Regions from separate parts of the Mus musculus genome. Here region 2 is linked to region 1. Evidence: chromatin contacts called from ENCODE Hi-C or POLR2A ChIA-PET data. All regions are on one chromosome and are shown on one strand. Each heading gives the region's core, a stretch centred on a gene start or an enhancer-like site at or near the end of the contact. The rest is flanking DNA. Distances are from core to core; before and after follow the strand shown. Region 1 overlaps Ttc39a (tetratricopeptide repeat domain 39A). Region 2 holds the start of Rnf11 (ring finger protein 11).

What was found. A loop is a pair of places that touch in the nucleus more often than their neighbours do. ChIA-PET counts read pairs that join two places held with the same protein, here RNA polymerase II (POLR2A).
Region 2: a map of heart shows a loop between it and region 1 (5-fold over the local background). The contact joins the promoter of Rnf11 here to the enhancer-like site in region 1. A Hi-C loop is called at or near these places in 10 of 37 maps with a recorded cell type or tissue (Patski, adrenal gland, gastrocnemius and 2 more). POLR2A ChIA-PET finds 5 or more read pairs at or near these places in 2 of 5 experiments (Patski and embryonic stem cell).

The regions. Positions count from the first base shown.
Region 1 is chr4:109,438,222-109,442,340 of GRCm38, reverse strand. It overlaps Ttc39a (tetratricopeptide repeat domain 39A), which reads right to left. Exons shown (of 18, transcript NM_153392.2): 13 at 3,501-3,592; 14 at 1,699-1,819; 15 at 3-114. Among named protein-coding and RNA genes, the nearest start is that of Ttc39a, 33 kb to the right of the region's middle. Within about 2 kb of position 2,405, at least 1 of the 3 ENCODE cell types and tissues checked has a DNase peak (open chromatin) inside an H3K27ac peak, as active enhancers do; it is heart, where a contact is called at or near this core.
Region 2 is chr4:109,474,730-109,478,848 of GRCm38, reverse strand. It overlaps Rnf11 (ring finger protein 11), which reads left to right and starts at 2,344. Exons shown (of 3, transcript NM_013876.3): 1 at 2,344-2,739. The coding sequence starts at 2,617.

The DNA of each region.
Region 1 (4,119 bases), core at 1,156-3,655:
ACCTGGGCCCATTGCCAGCATCTCTTCAGCCTTGGTGATGACCTCCAGCATCCCATCCGTGAGTGTCGGCTGCTTCCCAATCACAGCATAGCCATTCCAGATGTACATCATTTCCTGAGAGAGGGAGGGAGTGGGTGGGGCAAGTCAGTTCTAGGTCTCTGCCTCAGCAGGGCCTCAGTTTTCCCGTCTGTAAAACAGGCAGCTCAGTTCAAAAGGTCCTGAGCCTTTGGATCCCTGATCTTCAAGTCTCCTTCTAGCCTATAAAGCTGTAGGATTGAGGGCACTGTGGAAGCAACCTTACCAGGGATTTGTTATTGAGCTTATTGATTCCATAAGGGTTTAGGGTAATCCAACAGCCATTAGGTTTCAGCTACTTACCTACTGTACCTTGCATGAATACTCTCATACCCTCTCTTCATCCAGACTCCTTTCTTGAGGACTAGGCCATGCCCAACACTGTTCATGGAACCCTCCCTACTCCCGCTGGCAGGACCTCCCTTATTGGAGGAAGCTACTAAGCCACTCAGGACAGTCGAGCCTAAGACTGTCCCTTTCCCCCACAACAGGCTCAAGGATGGCAGCCTCCTCATCGAGATTAGAATGCATCCTGATCCTTTTTTCCTTGACTGGCAGGAAATTCATTAAACTTTCAATAACTTAGCTTAGAGTCATCCTAAACCATCAGGACAGGTAATGGATACTGGGTGCAATTTATATAAGGCCCTAAAGGTTGTCAGGGTTTTTGTTTCAATGTAGATTTAGGTCAGTGTTCCTTAAGTTGCTCTGTGGTCTCAAGATAGAAAACTGGCTATAACGGCTCTAGAAGTCCACAGCCTGTCCTCCCAGTGCCCTTAATCACAGGTGACTTTGTACAGAAGCGGGCATAGTCACTCCCACCCTTCCCATGATACCCCATGCCCATTATGATAGTAATAACTTGATTGTGCATCTTTTTGAGACAGGGTCTCTTGTACTCCAGACTGGCGTCAAATTCATGGCGTAGCTTGAGGATACCCCTGTGCCTCTACCTCCCACACGCTGGGATTACAGACATGTGCTGCCACACACAGTCTGTAAAATCCTTTAGAACTGGGCCAGGTGCCAAGGAAGAGCTGACTTTACAGTAGATAGAAGGGCTCCCTAAGGTAACACACCATTGAACAGGAAAGTTTATCCAACAAGCAGAGCAGAGCAGGGCTCCTACTTTTGTGGACTCAGCTTATTTTGATGCCAGCTCCAGTCATTCATGGAATTAGCTTAACAGTGGCCCTGGATTTAGCCTCTTACATCTCTTGATTTTTTTTTTTTTTTTTTTTTTTTACTCCATCTGTATGAGCTATTCAAGTTACTACCGACCTGTGTTAGGCTTTATACCCCCTACTATGAAGGTTTTGTTCAGAGTCAAACATAACTTGGCCTGAGACCCCCCCAACCCTCCCTTCAGAAAAGGTTGATCTAATGAGGGTGACTATGTAAATAGCAATTAGAACCCTGTGACAACAGAATAGTCACTGTAAGAACAAGACAGCCAGGTGATCCCTCTGCTTGGGGCTGGGGTGTTATGTAGTGTCTCGGAGAGCTCTTCCATCCTTGAGGCATCTTGCAGCCTGCTGGTCTGTCTCCCAGCCTAGGTGAATTGTGAAACCCTTTCTGGTCCCTTCATCCACCCTCTGACCCAGAGGCTCTCTTCCTACCTACCAGAGCAGGGATCGGCAAGGAGATGGGGTTGGGGGAGAGGTAGCGCCTGGACTTCCGGATAGCAAACTTCTCTGTGGGTAGAGATTTCCCAGCAATCTTGAGCTTCAAGCCTGGCACGGCCCTGAAGAAATGGGAAAGAAGGATTGAGATTGCAGGTCAGTGGGAGAGCTCCTGCCTAACATGTCCAGGTCCCCAGCCACAAAAGAGCAGGAGCATAGAGAGAACAGGTCTCCAGCCTTTGCTTGCCTGGCTACACCTCAGTTTCCACACTGTACGATGAAAGAGCTTGACTCTAAAAGTATTTCAAGGAGCAAGCCAGCCTATGGTTATGGTCACATTTCACAGTTCCTGCATGACCTGATAGCTTTCAGGTCATGGTTGGGCAAAGGTTCCAGAGCTAGTTTAAGAATGCATCTAGGCCTGCCTCCTAGTTATCTCTCCTCTACGCCCAGGCCTTCCTGGGAGGGCCCACAAAAGTCTAATCCCAGTTTCACAGGCATGACCAACACCCAGAGAAAAGAGGGACTTGCACAGACAAACAGCCCAAACCCTTAATTAACTCCAGCCTCCTGAACTGTGGCCTCCTCAGCTGTTTCAAGGATAGAATAAAATTCACACAGCTGGGCATGCCTTGACTGGAGCCTCACCCACTACCAGCTGCCTGGCCATTGGGTGTGACTGGGATCTCAGACCCCGAGCTGTATGGGCTCAGGAAACAACTGATGGGTGAGGCCACCCCAGATTCCTTGCTGCGTATTCATTGCAGAACCACTCAGGGTCTGTTTTCTAATCTCAAAAGTATAGATTGTACTACCTCCTTCCTCTCAAGGGCTGTGGGAGAATTCTGTGAGCTGGGGCCACCGTTTGCTCCAGCAGCAGACTATGCACAGACAGTACTATTTCAGCTCTAACAAGCATCTGTCAGTGAAGCTGGCCAGCCTCATTTCCACCATGGGAGGAGAGCCCTAGACACCATCCTACAACTCCAGGTTAACCTTTTGACTCTTCACAAAAGGCAAATAAGTGGTGAAGAGAATACTGAAAAGATATAATGAAATAATAATGAAAAACTCTGGTGGGCAGCCCCCTTGGTTCCAGATTCTACTGCAGGGTCTTCAAAGCCCCTTTTCCAGTTGCAAAACTAGCCTATCTTAAAAGGCGTCCCAGCTGGGCCGTGGTTTTAATGCTGTCGGTTTGATTCAATGACTTTGGCTGTGCTGCTCTGTGGCTCTAGCAAGCTCAGCTGGTGGAGAGATCTCTTTGTACCTCAGATTCTGGTGGTTTAAATGAAAAATGTCCCCTACAGGGATTTCAACACGGGGTTGCCAGTGGGTGGTGCTGTTCTAGGGAGAGGTTTAGGAAATATGACTGTGCTAGAGGAAGTAGGTCACTGGGGGCAAACTTGGAGAGCGCGTGCATAGCCTCCCCTACTCCCAGTTTGCTCTCTGCTTTGCATTTGCAGTTGTTACCATGCCCGTCCCTTTATCACTGCGCTCCTGCCATCATCCCTGCTGTGGTGCACTTGTCCTGGTGCTTTATCACTGCAAAGGTGGCCAAGACAGGGTCCTCGTCTGTCTCAGTGACCAGATGAAAGAGATGACAAACATTCACAGGATTCTAACCACCAGCAGCACTGGCATGGCATGGTAGCCAGAGGGGACTAAGGGCACAGGGCACTTTGGAACAGGCAACTGAGAGCTGGGAGTACCTATCGCATCACTAAAGCTCAGATAGCCATGAGCAGAGCCTGACCTGTCTGTCCACAGTGAGACCTACAGCAGGAGCACTGTGGTCAGGCCCACCTGAATAACTCCACTTCATTGTCCCCGAATGGCTTGTAGTCTTCCTTCCCAAACATGCTGAGGTAGGCAGCCTTCATGTAGATGTAGGTGGCCTGTGGGAGATAGCAGCAGAGATGTGAGCAGCCCTCCTTCTAATCGCAGTGAGTGCCACATGAAATTCAACCCTCACTGTGGTTCCATAGAGATTTATAGTCACTAAGCCCCCAGGGGAGAATGCTGAAGCAACCGAGGAGTTTAGAGGTGGGAGTTGTATACCTGCAAAGCAGCCTCCCTCTCCATCTTGGCCCCATCAAGAGAGACCTGAGCAACATGCAGGGCTGCTGGGACAATGCAGAGACAGGGTGAGCATGGAGGGTGCTGCTGGGAAGCAGTGACTGCAGGCGGCCCTGCCGGATAGTGGGGAGATTCAGAGACTCAAGGGTACCCATATACATGGAAGCAGATAGGACATGCATGGGCACAGATGACCTGCAATAGGGACTATGTGAAGGAGGTATAGGTCCAGAACAGTGAACAGGGCACCCTCACAGGGCTCAGTGATAGACCTACATCCCTCACTTTACACCTTCATCTCAATCCATCTTAAAATGTCTGCAAGGACCTTGCCTGCTAGATCCGT
Region 2 (4,119 bases), core at 1,095-3,594, 37 kb before region 1:
CTGGAATTCATTCTGTATGGGAAAATGATTTCTAACTCCTGATCTTCCTACTTCTACCTTCCAAGTGCTGGAATAATAGATTTGTATCTCTGTGCCCAGCTCAAGGTTCTGTTTTGAAACACATTGGTTGGAGAAAGGGTGTGGTGGCACATACCTTTAGTCCTAGCATTTTAGAGACAGACAGGTAGACCTCTGAGTTTGAGGCTAGTCTGGTCTACGTAGGGAGTTCCAGGACAGCCAGAGCTATATAGTGAGATGCTATTTCAAAAAAAAAATTTTTTTGTTTGATTGAATATAGACTTTTTTTGAGGCAGAATTGTTTGTTTGCTTGTTAAGTAACATTGGCTAGCCTTGAACTAGACATGTTCCTGTCTTGGCTCTAAATGCTTGAATTACAGGCATTCAACAACACCCTTCTCTCTTTCTCTCTTCTCTCTCTCTCTCTCTCTCTCTCTCTCTCTCTCTCTCTCTTTCTTTTTTTGGTTTTCAGGACAGGGTTTCTTTGCTTAGTCTTGGCTGTTCTGGAACTTGTATTACAGACCAGACTGGCCTCGAACTCTCAGAGATCTGCCTGCTTTTTGCTTCCAGAGTGCTGAGATTAAAGGCATGCCTAGTTAAGACCCCCTGCTTTGAACATAGAGTTTGACCTCACTTTGATAGTGATTTTGTGGAATTGGGATTTAAAGGGAAAATGTTTGGGATTTACTCATTAAACACAGTAGTATCTATCAAAAATCCCTTCTGACCCTCACCCAAACGAAATAAACAGAGTTTTCTACAAACATCAGGGGAGGGGACCCTCTAAGACTTTGTTTGTTGTTGCAGGTAAACCCAGGATCTTTCAAGAAAAAAGTCAGGTTTTATGAATCAGTCGCTCTAACATAGGGCCTGTAAATAACAATAAATCAGTCAATGGTGAATAAAACTGGAGATCAAAGTCAACTTCTTGCCTTCTTGATTAAAAAAAAATGGCTGTGGAGAACACTCTCTTCTTGTTCTTCCCTTTGCATATGCTGTTTGAGCATTTGTTCATTCAGCCAAGGAAAGACTCTACTACCTTAGGCAACATGCCAGGCCTTACACAGGGAAGGGACAGAGAACTCAGCTTGATCAACCTGACAGAAAGGCCCTGACTGGGAACTCTGAGTAGGTGACTAACCCAGACTGGAGAAGCAGAAAAAGATTTTCAAGGGAAATGAAATGGAGTCCACGAAGGACTGGTGAGGATAATGATTAGCCCAGCGAGAGGTAAGAGGTCAGGAATACTGTCTGTCTGTGGAAATCTCAGCCAGCGAGAACAGTCTTTGAGAGGACTAGAAGCACTTTGGCCATTTTGGGATTTAGAATTTATAAAAGAGGGGCAGTATTTTGAATGAGATTAGAGATTTCTTCTTTCCGTTTTTTTTTTTTTTCCCGTTTCGTTTTGTTTTGTTTTTCGAGACAGGGTTTCTATGTGTATCCCTGGCTGTCCTGGAACTCACTCTGTAGACCAGGCTAGCCTCGAACTCAGAAATCTGCCTGCCTCTGCCTCCCAAGTGCTGGGATTAAAGGTGTGCGCCACTACTGCTCGGCAAGAGATTTCTTAAGATTATTCTGTGGGTAGTATTGGGAAGGCATATATATATATATGCCTTCCCAATACATATATATATATCCTCAATCATTCAAAGGGTATGGAGGTAGGGGACAATGATGAACACAGAGAGACTGAGAATCAACGGCAAATGTTAGTTTGAGAGGCTTGAATTAGGGAGGTGGGATTGGGAAGAAATGGGCAATCCGATAATCTCATGGCTGTGATGTTGGGAGGGTAGGGCGTGTTCATCACATGAGTTTGGACTTTATTCTTAAAGGATAAAGGAGAAGGAAGCTAAACACCTCAGCTATCTGCCTGGTCCATTCAGATCCGTGCTTACAGACATCAACCCGGCAGACAGCGTGAACAGTCTGAGGACACCGCGCAGGTAAGGTAAGGTAAGTCCGCAAGCTGGCTGCAGCCGGGACATACAGGGGGCGCCGGAGGCAGATGGTCGGGAGACCAACAGCCACACAGCCTGGACCTTAAACTCAGAGCCCAGCCACGCAGTCCAGGAGTCGGACGCGCGCGCCCGGGGCGGGGCCGGAGCACGCACGGCGGCATGACGTAGGCCTGGCCAGCCTCGTTCTGGCCACCGCCGCCGCGCCGAGGCGGAGTAGGATGAGGCCCCGGGCCGCGGCTCCAGCGTCGGCAGGGGCAACAGCAGCTGAGGCAGCAGCTGAGGCAACCGAGACGGCCGCGCCCCCCCCTCCTGACCTGGATTAGGCCCAGCAGCCCGTGGCCGCCGCCGCCCCGCGGGGGGCGGGGTGGGGAAGCGCTCAGTCTTCCCGCCCCCGCCCCCCTCAGGTTCCAGACGCGACCCCGGCGCAGCCCGCGGCCTAGCCTCGCGCCCCCTGTCCCGGGGGCTGGCATGAGCGGCCCCTCGGTGGCGCCGGGGCGCGGGGGAGCCGCCGCCTGAGCCCCGGGCCTGCCGCCTTGGACCCCGCGGCGCCGAGCGAGCTCACCGCCGAGCGTGCGAGAGACCGGGTCACAGCTTTCTTCCTCCCGCAGATCTCAAGCATACACCCCAGCCCCGGAAGATGGGGAACTGCCTCAAATCCCCGACTTCGGATGACATCTCCCTGCTTCACGAGTCTCAGTCCGACCGGGCTAGCTTTGGCGAGGGGACGGAGCCAGATCAGGAGCCGCCGCCGCCATATCAGGTAGGGAGGGTGTGTGTCGGCGTGCGAGAGGAGGCGGCTCGGGCCCTCTGCCCTTGGCCTCCACGGCCTAGACCGGGGGTGGGTGGGGGGGGGGTGGCGTTGACCCCTTCAGGGCTGGCCTTGAGGGTGTCTGCTGCCCGGTTCCCAAATGGAAAAGGGTCCTTCTGGGCATCCCCTTGGGCACGGGTTGAGGACGGTCTTCTGTCCTTGAGTTCAGGAATCGAGTGTGTGATCTTATCCCCTTCGGTGCCTAGTAGTTTAGCTTGTGGAGTTGAGGATGACATGGTTTTCCTGCCTTTATGTCTGAGTTGTGTGATTTCCTCATCAGACTGCCAAGAGGATTACGGGTTTTGCGTAGCTTGTCACCCCCTCCCCCCTTATATTTGTGTTTTCGTTTATGATCCTCCCCACTCTTTTGTTAATTGGCTCTGGTAGAATGTCTTTTTTACCATCTACTTGGGAGGTAGAATTCCAAGTGGCGATTTTGGCCTCAGCTTCATAAAGAGTTACTTGTTTATATATACATATGTGGTAATTTTAAGCTCCACCCCTGTGACACATCTTTTAAATAAGTTGGCTTAATTAAAATTTGATTATCTTGAACTTGAGAGACCTTTCAACCTGACTTGGGAAATGCCATCTGTTACTTAAAGTCCTCTTTATCAAAGACTCCTGAATGGGTCTTTCTAAATGATACATTGAGTAAACTTCTCAGGTGGGCTTTAATACAGTTCTTTAATATTTTCCTGAAGAGAGTTTAGTTTTCTAACTGTGCAGTCTCCTTTGATTTTATGTGGTGACATCATTATCTAGTGTAGTGTTTTCTCAATCCTGTGTAAACCAGTTTCTCATCACGTGGCAAAAAATTGATCATATGAGCTGATTTTCTGACCCCCTCATGTTAGTCAAGTCCCATCTTTACGATAGCCTGGCAAAAGCCTCTATTTTAACCAAACCAGGCTGTTGATAGTTTTGTCTTTGCTCCAGGTGATCTTTATGCTAAGAGCCCTTCCCCCAAGGTTGCCCAGGTGAACATTTAATCCTCTTTAAGGACTCAGCTCAAGTATCTAAAGTACTGACATTACCCACCCTTCTTCCCCGAATTCCTGGATACGTCCCCCATGTACCTTCTACACTTACAAGCAGTACCAGACCTAAAATAATTTAGTGCAGTATCTTTGTTTAGGTAGTTGTGTGTCTCACCCTTGACATATGTGTTCTCCTCCCCTTGTACAAGCTGAATTTGGGACAGTTTCCAGGTGCTTTTATACTCTAGCATCTGACTCATAGTAGATACTCAATAACTGAGATAAATGAAGAATAGAAGCTTTGTCGTCAATATTTCATGCAATTTCTGTCCTATAAAAATTAAGTATTGGC